Regions from separate parts of the Mus musculus genome. Here region 1 is linked to region 2. A link is a contact called in ENCODE Hi-C or POLR2A ChIA-PET data. All regions are on one chromosome and are shown on one strand. The core of a region is the stretch at or near the end of the contact, and the rest is flanking DNA. Distances in the headings are between cores, read along the strand shown.

Region 1 (5,450 bases), core at 2,533-5,032, 40 kb before region 2:
GGTATTTCCTCTATCAGGGAAATATTGATATTTTGCTTTTTCAGACAGGTCTTGCTGTATAGCCCAGGCTGGCCTAGAACTATTACATGTAGCCCAAGCTGACCCTAAATAACAATTCCCCAGCTTAGCTTTCCTAGTACCAGGATTGCAAGGTATAAGCCACCACACCCCGTTTTATTTTAAAACACATTTACTTTGTGTGTATGGAGGGGTATTCATGTGCCACAGTCTGCATGTGGGGGTCGGTCAGAGGACGACTTTCGGGGGTCAGTTTTCTCCTTCCATCTTGTGGGTCCCGGAGCTCCAGCTCACGCAGTTAGGATACACGGCGCATGCCACACGCACTGAGCCACTTTGTCAGCTTCTAGTCTTCTTGCTTTTACTTTGGATGGATCAACCATGCTACCTGACTATAGTTTTTTGTTTTGTTTTGTTTTGTTTGTTTTACTTTTTAGAGCTGTAGTCTTACTATATCACTTGGTCTAGCCTTGAACCCTGGGCTAGAGTAATTTTTCCGTCTCAGCCTCCAGCCTTTTGCCACCCTCCTAGGCCTCAACATTTTTTTCTGGTGGATATATTTACATAAACTATTTGGGGAGGGGGAATGACAGGGTCTTACTGTGTATCCTAGGCTGGCCTCAAAATCAGAAGCCTCCCACTGCTGCCTCTGAGGTGCACACACTAGGGAGGCAGAGGCAGGTGAATTTCTGTTAGTTAGGGTTACATGGTGAGACTCTATCTCAAAAACAAACAAACAAACAAACAAACAAATGAATACATAAAACTCCAAAACTCAGGAGGCAGAGGCAGGTGGATCTCTGTAAGTCTGAGGCCAATTCCAGGCCAGCCAGAGTCACATAGTGAGATCCTGTCTCAAACAAACTGCAGGATCTTCCTGCCTCTGCTTTGAGTGCTATCATTCTAGACAGGCTATTGCCCTACCCAGCTTTGATTTCTTATTTTATTTTTGAGACACTGGGGGTGCAATCAAGGGCCTTGTGCAGGCTTTGGTTTTAACATGGCTTGGCACAATTATCAAAGAACAAACGATTCACCTGAGTACATCCTTGGGTCAGTGCTCCCTCCACTCATGGGGCGTAAGCAATGAGCCCTGGTTAGGCAGAGGCAGCTGTGTGAGCCAAGATGGAGAAAGACGCTCAGGTGGGCCTGCAGAAATGCCCAGGTCCTGGGAGATGAGCCTCGAAGGCTGGTGAGGCGGGCCAGGCAGGACCCTGAGGGTGCCAGGCTAAGCCGCTGGCCATGGCGCGTGAGAGTATTAACTTGCTGAAGCTGATACATGATACATGATACATGGTACATGGTACATGGTACATGGTACATGATACATGGTCAGCACTGGGAGGGAGGAGGGATGGACGCCTATCAGAGGCAGCTGTCGACAGTGTTGTGATCATAAAAGGAGAAAGAGCTATCAAGATATGTTCTGTCTGGGTGTGGGGAAAGGGGGTGTCTCAGCGGGCCCATGCCAAGGCATCCCTTCCCCCTGAGAGACCAGCCACAGGACTGTATAATATAGAATAGAGTTTATTCAGAGCATGGGGAGGGGAGTTAAGAGGGTAGCAGAGGGAGAGAAAGGCAGAGAGAAGGAGAGAGCAGAGAAGTAGAGGCCGGCCATGACCACATGGAGAGAAGGGGTGAGGGAATGGGGAGAGAGGGGGAGGAGGAGTAAGGAAGGGGGCAAGAGAGGGAGGAGGGGGCAAACATCCCCTCTTACAGTGTGCCAGGCCTACCTGCCTGCTGCCAGGCAACTGTGCGGGTGGGGTCCAGACAGATAGCACCTCTCCTGGCAGGAATTACAGAAGGGCTAATGGTTCTTAGGAGTCAGGGCCTGGGCTTGGGAGCCTGCCCTTGGCAGGCTTGTTACCCAAGGCTGTGTTTGATGGCTGTGCTGGGAACAGAAAGAGAAGGGCTGGATATGTACGATCAGAGTTAACCTGTGTTTCGAACTCACATCCCCATTCCTCCCTGAACTGGGGTAACCTGCCTACCAGGGGGGAAAGCCAGAGATTTGTAAGGCCTGGGGGTGACACACTCCTGAAACACGGCGCTTGGGGGACTGAAGCAGGAGGATTGTATTTGAAGCCAGCTTTGGTTATGAAGTAAGAGGGAGTCTGGCAAAAATAAACAAGAGCAGCTGATGGGATGACTCAGCAGATGACTCAGCAGATAAAAGTGCTGTCCTCAGAGTCTGAGGGTCTGGGTTCATCCCTGGAATCCACACAAAGGGGAAGGAAGACTGGAGAGGTAGCTCAGAGATCATGAGCACTTCTGGCTTCTCTAGAGGTCCAGAGTTCGGTTCCCAGCACCCATATCGGGTGGCTTACAAACCATCTGTAACTCCAGCTACAGGGGATTTGACCTCTCCGGGCCTCCTCAAACCTCCGTTTGCACATGGAATACACTAACACACACACACACACACACACACACACACACACGTACACATTAATAACCCTTTAAAGAAAAATATCTGGGTAGTGGTGGTGGCAGCGGGTAGCATGCACCTCTAATCCCAGCACTTGGAGGCAGAGGCAGGTGGATCTGTGTTTGAGGCTAGCCTGGTCTACCGAGTGAGTTCCAGGACAGCCAGGGCTACACAGAGAAAGGAGTCAGTAGTTAGAAGGTTTGATGATCCTAGAAGACCTTAGTCTGGTTCCCAGCACCCACAGGGCATCTCACAACCATTTGTAACTCCAGTCTCAGCAGACAAGACACACATAAACTTATGCATGTACATATACATAAATAAAATATACAGGGAGGGTTAGAGAGATGGCTCAGTGGTTAGAGAAATTGTTGCTATTGCAGAGGACCCAGGTTCTATTCCTAGTGCGTACAGGGCAGCTCACAACTGTCTGCAGTCAGACTCAGGAGCGCCAACGCCCTCCTCTCACCTCCAAAGGCATGAGGCCTGAATGCGATACACAGGCATATATGCAAGCAAAACACTCACAACTGGGGGAAAGTTTTAATTCTAACAAGATTTTGTTCTTCTTGGTGTTTTATTTTTGTTTTGTTTTGTTTTTGAGACAGAGTCTCTATATAGCCTTGGCTGTCCTGGCATTCACTATGTAGATCAGGCTGGCCTCAAACTCACAAAAGATCCACTTGCCTCTGCCTCTCTCTTTTTTTTTTAATATTTATTTATTTATTATATGTCAGTACACTGTAGCTGTCTTAGACACTCCAGAAGAGGCATCCAATCTTGTTACGGATGGTTGTGAGCCACCATGTGGTTGCTGGGATTTGAACTCAGGACCTTTGGGAGAGCAGCCCGTGCTCTTAACCCCTGAGCCATCTCACCAGCCCCTGCCTCTGCCTCTCAAGTGCTGGGATTAAAGGAGTGCTGCACCAAGCCTGGATTTTCGATATTCTGTGGAGTCTGGGGGTTGAACTGAATTTGCCAGGCCTGCGCAGCCATCAACTTCACCCTCTGAGCCACCTGACTTATGCCGATCCTGATAATTCCCCCCTCCCCCACCTTCACCTCTTTATGCTGCGAGAGGGTCTCACTAGGTAGCTGGGGATAACCTTGATCTCGCACTGTAACCCAGGCTGCTTCTCCATCACCAGTGTCTGATGCTCGGCTGTCCTGCACAGGGGTGAGGAACCACTCGGGCTTCTCTGCAACCTGAGCCCAGAGGGGGAGAGATGGCAGGAGGAGGGGCACCTGGCCTCCTAGCTCCTCCTCTTCCTCGGTGCCCTTCCTCCGGGGCTGCTCACCACACTGCGGACCACTTCCACTGTCCCTTAGCCTCTCTGCCCCCAAGGTCAGGTGGGGACAGGCTGGGGCCACCGGCAGCTCCATGGCCAAGGACACTGCCTCTTCTCTCCTTCTAGCTACGGAAAGAAAAGAAGAAAAGTCTGTGCTGATCTGTATCTCGGGGGCCCTTCCCCCTCCTAAAGTCCCTGGAGCAGAGGCAGTGATTGAAACTTGGATTATCTGGAGGGAAAGAACCCAGAACATCCCTACAGGTATGAATGCTTCAGTTGTGTGTGTGTGTGTGTGTGTGTGTGTGTGTGTGTTCTCTCTGTGTAATAACAATTTCCTTTGAAAACCTCCAGAGCCCTTTCTTTAAAAAAAAAAAAATTCTTAATATTGCATTTATTTATTTATGTGTGTGCAGGCATGCACAAGTGACAGTCACAGGGCAACTTGCAAGAGTGTTTTGCCTTCTGACATTTGGGTCCCAGGAATTGAACTTAGGTCATCAGACTTGGCAGCAGTCACCTTTACCTGCTGAGCCAACTCATTGACTACTTCCTGAGACCCCTCTGTTTCATTCTATGACTTCATAGCCACAATTTCACTCAGCCCATCAACAAACATTTTCTGAACATCATATGCCACGTACAACTATTGAATGAGATCTGGCTCTTGTCTTGGAGGTCAGACGGGGGCAGTCATAGCAATAGCTAAGCACATTAGAGCGGGCCAGACACTGGGGAAACCTTTTATAAACATTACCCATTTAATATGGCAACAAGTATAAGGGAAAGAATATGGGACCCTTTTGCCAATAAGAACAAAGGCTTCACAGCTCCTAATCACCTGCCCCACCGGGGCTAAAAGGAATTCTGAGAACATTCAAGAACCCTGGATCAGAAGTTAAGAACACCTACTGCTCTTTCAGAGGACCAGGGTCTGATTCCCAGCAATCAAATGGCGACTTACAGAGCTCTATAACTCTAGTCCAGTGACCTCTTCTGGCCTCCCGAGACACCAGGTACATATATGCTGCCTATATACACCTGCAGGCAAGACACCCGTACTCATAAAACAAGAAAACACATTTTTAAAAAGACCCCTGCAAGACAGATGTGACGTGGCAAGTGCCTTTAATCCTAGCATTCAGGGGTGGAAACGGAAGGGTCGATCTGAGTTCAAGGTCGTCTTTGGCTACTTAAGAGTTTGAAACCATCTCTCAAAAAAAAAACAAACAAACAAGCCATGGCCATTTAGGACAGGGATGAAGCAACCTCTATTGCTGTCCCTGAGAATAGGACAGGAATGAAGTATACGCGCTGAAGGCTGTGGGGCTGAGGCCTTATTCCCTGAGCATGGTGAAAAGAGTCCAGCTAGCTGTCTGGGGTGTGAGTCCCACAGGGGAGAGTGGCTTTCTCTCCAGCTCCTAGGCCGCGGAAGCAAATACCATAGTTACTGGTGAAGCTTTCTGGCAGGGGCCTTGGAGAATAGCCACCGCTCAGGGAGGGAAGGGAACTGGCCGGGGGCGGGGGGACCCTTAGAAGTGGGTGGCCTGGGAGCCCTGGGAAGGCCCAGGAAACTATCCCCACCAGAAAAGATTGGCTGGTAGCTGCCATCCTTCTTACAGTTCTCGGTTCCCGTGTCCCAGCTGTCCCCAGTCAGGGCAGGAGGAACACAAAAGATGATTATTCTGCTGGGGGCTATCCTGGGCTTCCATGAATGG
Region 2 (5,761 bases), core at 1,776-4,275:
TTTGATTCCAGCACTAGGGAGGCAGAGGCAGGATAATCTGTGTGAGTTTGAGCCTGCTCTGCAGGTGTCCGTCCGCAGGCTCTCTCACTGGCCTGGAACTTGCCAAGTAGGTTAGGTTTGCTGGCCAGGGAGCCCCCATGAGTCTTCTCAGCCTTCACCAGGCTGGCATTACACATCTGTGTTACCACACCCAGGTTTGTTTGTTTGTTTGTTTGTTTGCTTTGAAACTGTAGGTGCTGGGTTTAGGCTTAAGCCTTGTTTGCAAGTCGAGCACCCTTCCTACTGTTTCCCATGCTTCCTTTAGTCTATGAGGGCTCAGGTGGAAATGTTGCTGACCCCATTGTAGAATCTTTCTTAGAACCTCCCTCCAGTTGAAAGTTGTTTTTTCTTCGTTTGTTTTGTTTTCCAAGACATGGCTTTTACTGTGTACTCCTGACTGTCCTGGAACTCACTCCACAGAACCTGGCCTTAAACTCACAGAGATCCACCTGCCTTTGCCTCCCAAATACCTCGATCAAAGGTGTGTGCCACCACCCACCTGAAAATACTTTGTGTGGTGCTAGAGGTTGATTTTTTTCTTTCCTTTCCCTTCCCTTCTCCCTCTTGCTCTGGTCCTTACTCGCTCTGGGCCCAGAGGTTGAATTTTTTTTTTTTTTTTTCATAGACAGGGTTTCTCTGTATAGCCCTGGCTGTTCTGGAACTCACTCTGTAGATCAGGCTGGCCTCGAACTCAGCCTGCCTCTGCCTCCCGAGTTCTGGGATTAAAGGTATGCGCCACCACCTGGCAGGGTTGATTTTTTAAAAACTTTTGTTTGTTTTGGTTTGTTTTGTTTTTTTGTTTTTTCGAGACAGGGTTTCTCTGTGTAGCCCTGGCTGTCCTGGAATTTGCTTTGTAGGCCAAGCTGGCCGTGAACTCATAGATCTGCCTACCTCTGCTTCCTTTGTGATGGAATTAAAGGCTTGTGTCACACACCTGGCTTCAAGATTTATTTTTATTTATGTGTTTGTTACATTTGTGTGCCCAATGAGGCTGGAAAAGGCTATCAGATTCTCCAGAGCTAGAATCACAGGCAGTTATAAGCCAGTAGACTGGGTGCTAGGGACCGAACTTGGGGCTCTCTGGGGGATCAGCCAGCAAGATTAACCACGGAGCCACTTCTTGAGCCTTTCATCTTTTCCCATTCATTCATTCATTCATTCATCTTTGAGATGCTGTCTGGGCTGGAATTACCAGCAATCTGGCTGCCTCTGCCTTCCTGATGCTGGGATTAAAGACCAATCCTGATTGTTGAGTGTAAAACAAATTAATAAAAAAGAAAGGAAAGGATATGAGTGGTCCTAAGGTACGGCTAAGGAGAGAGTTTATTACAGGTAAAAAAGGGGCAAGGTGGCAGCGCATGCCTTTAATCCCAGCACTTGGGAGGCAGAGGCAGGCAGATTTCTGGGTTCGAGGCCAACCTGGTCTACAGAGTGAGTTCCAGGACAGCCATGGCTACACAGAGAAACCCTGTCTCGGGGAAAAAAAAAAAAGATATAAAAGAGGCATAGCCAGACGCAGACACATCTGGAAGAGTCCAGAGTGGTCATGACCCTGAACCATGAAGAAAGGGGAACCAGCCAGGAAGCCAAAGGTACAAAAGGAGCAAAACAAGGGGTGGGTAAACAAAAAGTCTGGATTATATAGGGAAGAGCCCCTGGGCAAAGGGCAGCCCCTCCCCCTGTGCCCCAGCTGGCCTGGAGAACCTGGAGGCCAGGTTCACTTTGGTATGTTAAAAGTTAGTCAGCTGCTTGTTGTGGGTTCAAACAGTTGTCTCCTTTTTTTTTTTTTTTTTTTTTTTTTGAGCCGAGTGCTTTGTCTGCTTTGTGTATTGTTGTGTGCTAATGTACAAAGTCATTGGAACTGGGCCGGTGCTCAACGTGTTGAATGGATGAAGCAAAACTCTACAGTCAAGGCCATTGTGTTGGTGCATGCCTATAATTCCAGAACTTCGTCTAGAGTCACCTTAAGAAGTGTAAGACCCTACTTCAAACCAAACAACTCATAAAAACACAATGAAAATAAAATACGCAGTCAAAACTATAGCGGGTGTGCGTTCAGGCAGGCGTTGGTCCAGTTCACTGGAGAGGAAGAAGGGAGTCCCCCAGGGTCAGTCTGCAGGCAGCTACACCATTTAGGGAAAATAGGCAATATACCGGGCGGATATGTGTCATTCTATGATTTCATCCAGTTAAGTCCGATGTTAAAGTGCATCACTGGAGACTGCAACCATGGTGGGTGTGTGTTAGACAGTTGTCCAAGGGTTGCATCATTCACGCGGCCATCTCTAGGACAGGTTCACCTTTTCCATCTTTTCCATGGTGGTGGTTGGGCAGTTTGGATTTACGGTGTCTGTACTTCTTCTGCCTACTTTATATTCGTGTTTTTCCCCTACCCCTCCACCATGACCAGTTACTTCAGTTTCAGAGAGTCCAGATCTAAGGCCTTGACCTTTTCTTTCCTTCCAACTGCCCAGAGGCTATGGGGCGAGGCCGTGAATCAGCACTCGCTTAGGCTAGTGTAGACTGCTTCCCCGCCAGGGGTCCCCAGCGGCTGCGGGTTAGACCCTGCCCCCCATCCGGTCCGCCTCTGCCTGCGCGCAATGCCCACTGGGAGATGTAGTCTCCACCACCCCTTTGTCCTTGGTCTGCTCTGTAATTCAGCTTGCTGCAGGTCAAACTACAATTCCCAGGAGGTCACGCGCCAGAAGCTATGCAAAAAAAAAAAAAAAAAAAAAAAAAAGGGGGGGGGAGAGGCCCCCAGGGGGCAAGGAGAGGTGGGTTTGATGAAGCTGAGGATTTACGGTAAAGTGAAGAAAGGGGCACATTAGGGAGCAGTGTAGTACTGGGGATACACTGAGAAAATCGCAAAGAGCCACCGCGAATGTTCCAGTAGAAGAGAAGCCCAGTAAATGCAGGACCGGGCGGGACCGGGCGGGGCGCGCGCATGCGCGAGTAGGCGGTGACTTTTACGTCACCCGTGTGGGCGGGACCGCAGGGGGTTGTCCGCCCGCGGCACGCATTGGAGCCGCAGCCTCCTTGCGCCGGGTCCCGCGGTCGCAGCTCGTGCCGCCTCCTTCTCCTCCTCGTCTCAGTAGCTTGCTTCGTGGGTCGGTCCCTCCGACACACGAGCTCCAAGCCGCTCCTCTCTTTTCCTGAAGCCCTTCAAGGCGGTCTTCGGTTTCCTTCTTTCCAGCCGATCCTCTTCAGCCCTGTGAAGATGGTGGACCGCGAGCAACTGGTGCAGAAAGCCCGGCTGGCCGAGCAGGCGGAGCGCTACGACGATATGGCCGCGGCCATGAAGAACGTGAGTGTCTCCTCCCCTCCCCCCTGCCTCGCCCCAGCCTCTCCCGACACCGCGTTCCTCGGCGTGGAAGGCATGCTCCAGGGGCATGTTGTCTTGTCACGACTATAGGGTCACCTCTCCATCTCACTCCTTGGAGGGGTTGGGGACGGGGGCTCATGCACCCGAGTGGTGACGCGGCCTCTTTCCCAGCCTCTCCGAGTTCGGGGCTGGGGCGGGGTCTTGCGTGGCTGGTTTCTGCTGTGGGGTGGGGGTCTCTCTGTGACCCTGAATGTCCAGAGACCTGAGTTGGGGGCCGTGCGCATCCTTTGTGCCCCACTTCCCCTCCTCCCAGTTTAGGCGTGGGGGCGGGGGGACCGCATGGATGCGGTTCCTCTTTCTCTCCCTGGTGTCTGGGCGGCGCCTTCCCCATTCACTCAGCAGGTCTCCCAGTTTGCCGCCTCCCCACTCCATCACCCCCCCCCCCAATCTTTCCCACTGACACATCCTTTAAAGACGTTTCGGGAAGAAAAAAAATGTAGGACCCCCTCTCCTAAAAGAAAAAAGAAAAAAAAACCCAGCCTCAATGATGTAAAATCGAAACCACCTTTCTCACGTTTTTTTTTTTGTTTTTTTTTTTTTTAACAAAAGGCTTCCTTTTAACCATTCCCCAAAGCAAGTCTGTTAGGAAGGGAGGGATATGTGTGTTGCTGGCATTCCCATTCATGGCCCTCTATATAGCATCTTCATTTTTCATTTTATTTATTTTCCATTTCAAAGGGTTAACTATAATGCCTTTGAATGTTAACTGACTGAGATATGCAGTTTCTCTTTTAATTGCAGGCACGAGTCTGCAGAAATTCGTTTGAGTGTAAAAAAATATTCTGTCTGATCTGATACTGCAAACAAAGCGGTGGTGGGAGGCAGTATCAAGTCATTCCAGAAGATTCTGCATTTGTCATATTGCAGAGAGCCTAGACTGGGTGGAGGCTGGGAGGATTTATTTTAAAGGGGAAAAAGTCTTTTTAAAAGAATTTTTTTTTTTTTTGTTAAATGTATCCGAGGCTTTTTTTCTTCTGACCTAATGTATCCTCGTTCTGACGAGAAGGGAATACTGTCGCATTTTTGTCTGAGATGCAAAATCCTAACTAGTTGCACCATTTTGTCAGTTACTCTCAATTTATTAATGAATTGGGGACCAGTTTGCCAGCGGGGGTGGGGGGGAGGTGCTCAATATTCCAAAATTCAGTAGAAAAATTACTATTACAGTTTTCAAAAATTAATAATTGGGTTTTCCACTCTGTTAATATCTAACTTCCTATCTTATGTAACAAAGGTTGTTAAATACATCTCTGGTGTAAAGTGGGTGCTGGAGTGCCCCCTCCCTGTTAAACCTTACAAATGAAACCCGGAGAGAGAGAGAGAGAGAGACTATTTAATTTTAAATGATTTTTTTTCTTTGTTTTTTCAAAAGGCCAGGTGCTTATCCTTTCCTAATTAAATAAGCTACAGATGTTTTTTGTTTTACAAAAAATAATTGGTTTTAAAACCAGAAATACTATTGTATTAGTGTGTTGTTACAGTTGCCTTTTTTAAATAACAGTTAAACCATTAAAGGATACAAACTGGACTCTCAGTAGGTCACTAATGCTGGAAATGTCTTCAGTTTGTGATATCTAGACTCTAATTTTCCCCTATTTCTAGTTCCACAGGAGAGCGAGTGACCTCGCACCTATATCCATAGCAACCCAGTGATGTCACACACAATGACACAGAGGCTGCAATGCACCTAAGGGCTGGTAGGGAGTTTTCAGATGGCATTTGTCCAAGGTAATGCAGAAATGAGCTGATAAGCCAGGTGGCATTGAACACTTCATCTTCTACCAGATGGGCCTTGGTCCCCAAAATGAAAATTTTATTTTCTTTTAGAAATGGGCAATGACATCTAGGCAAGCCCATTCACCTTAACACTCCCAGTAACAAAAGTTGATAGGATACTTTCAAGTTTTTAAGCATTCATCTCTCTTATTTTAAAAACCAACAATGAGGAAATGAATGGATTTGTAAGTAAAAATGTCTCTGTGGTCAGAGTGAAGAGGTAGGGTGTGCATTTAGGGTTTTCATAAAAACCTTAAAGTATGCTGGCTTCCTGCTGGCCATCTGCAGTAGCTGTTAGGGAATAAGAACCCCATACAGTATTTTCCAGAGGGGAAGACTGTTTTATTGGCAGTACTTTGGAAGGAAGAACCATTTGTAAAATAAAGATTTTTAAAAAAAAGTTTCCTTAAACCTCTTTTCTGTGGTTTTGAGGAAATCATCTCACCATGAAATTTCACACAAGACTTAACTGAAACACGGTTGGTTCCTAAACTTGGCAGCTCATCCAACTGCCTGTGTGCGAGTCCTGAGTTCAGGTCACAGCACCAGAAAAAAATGGAACCG

Evidence for each region. A loop is a pair of places that touch in the nucleus more often than their neighbours do. ChIA-PET counts read pairs that join two places held with the same protein, here RNA polymerase II (POLR2A).
Region 1: a map of mouse embryonic stem cell shows a loop between it and region 2 (1.9-fold over the local background). The contact joins the promoter of Ssc4d here to the promoter of Ywhag in region 2. A Hi-C loop is called at or near these places in 6 of 37 maps with a recorded cell type or tissue (gastrocnemius, left cerebral cortex and mouse embryonic stem cell). POLR2A ChIA-PET finds 5 or more read pairs at or near these places in 5 of 5 experiments (Patski and embryonic stem cell).

The regions. Positions count from the first base shown.
Region 1 is chr5:135,972,808-135,978,257 of GRCm38, reverse strand. Ssc4d (scavenger receptor cysteine rich family, 4 domains) reads left to right here and starts at 3,782. Exons shown (of 11, transcript NM_001160366.1): 1 at 3,782-3,996.
Region 2 is chr5:135,931,905-135,937,665 of GRCm38, reverse strand. Ywhag (tyrosine 3-monooxygenase/tryptophan 5-monooxygenase activation protein, gamma polypeptide) reads left to right here and starts at 3,025. Exons shown (of 2, transcript NM_018871.3): 1 at 3,025-3,343. The coding sequence starts at 3,257. It overlaps Gm40346 (a long non-coding RNA gene), which reads left to right and starts at 3,350. Exons shown (of 2, transcript XR_868594.2): 1 at 3,350-5,149.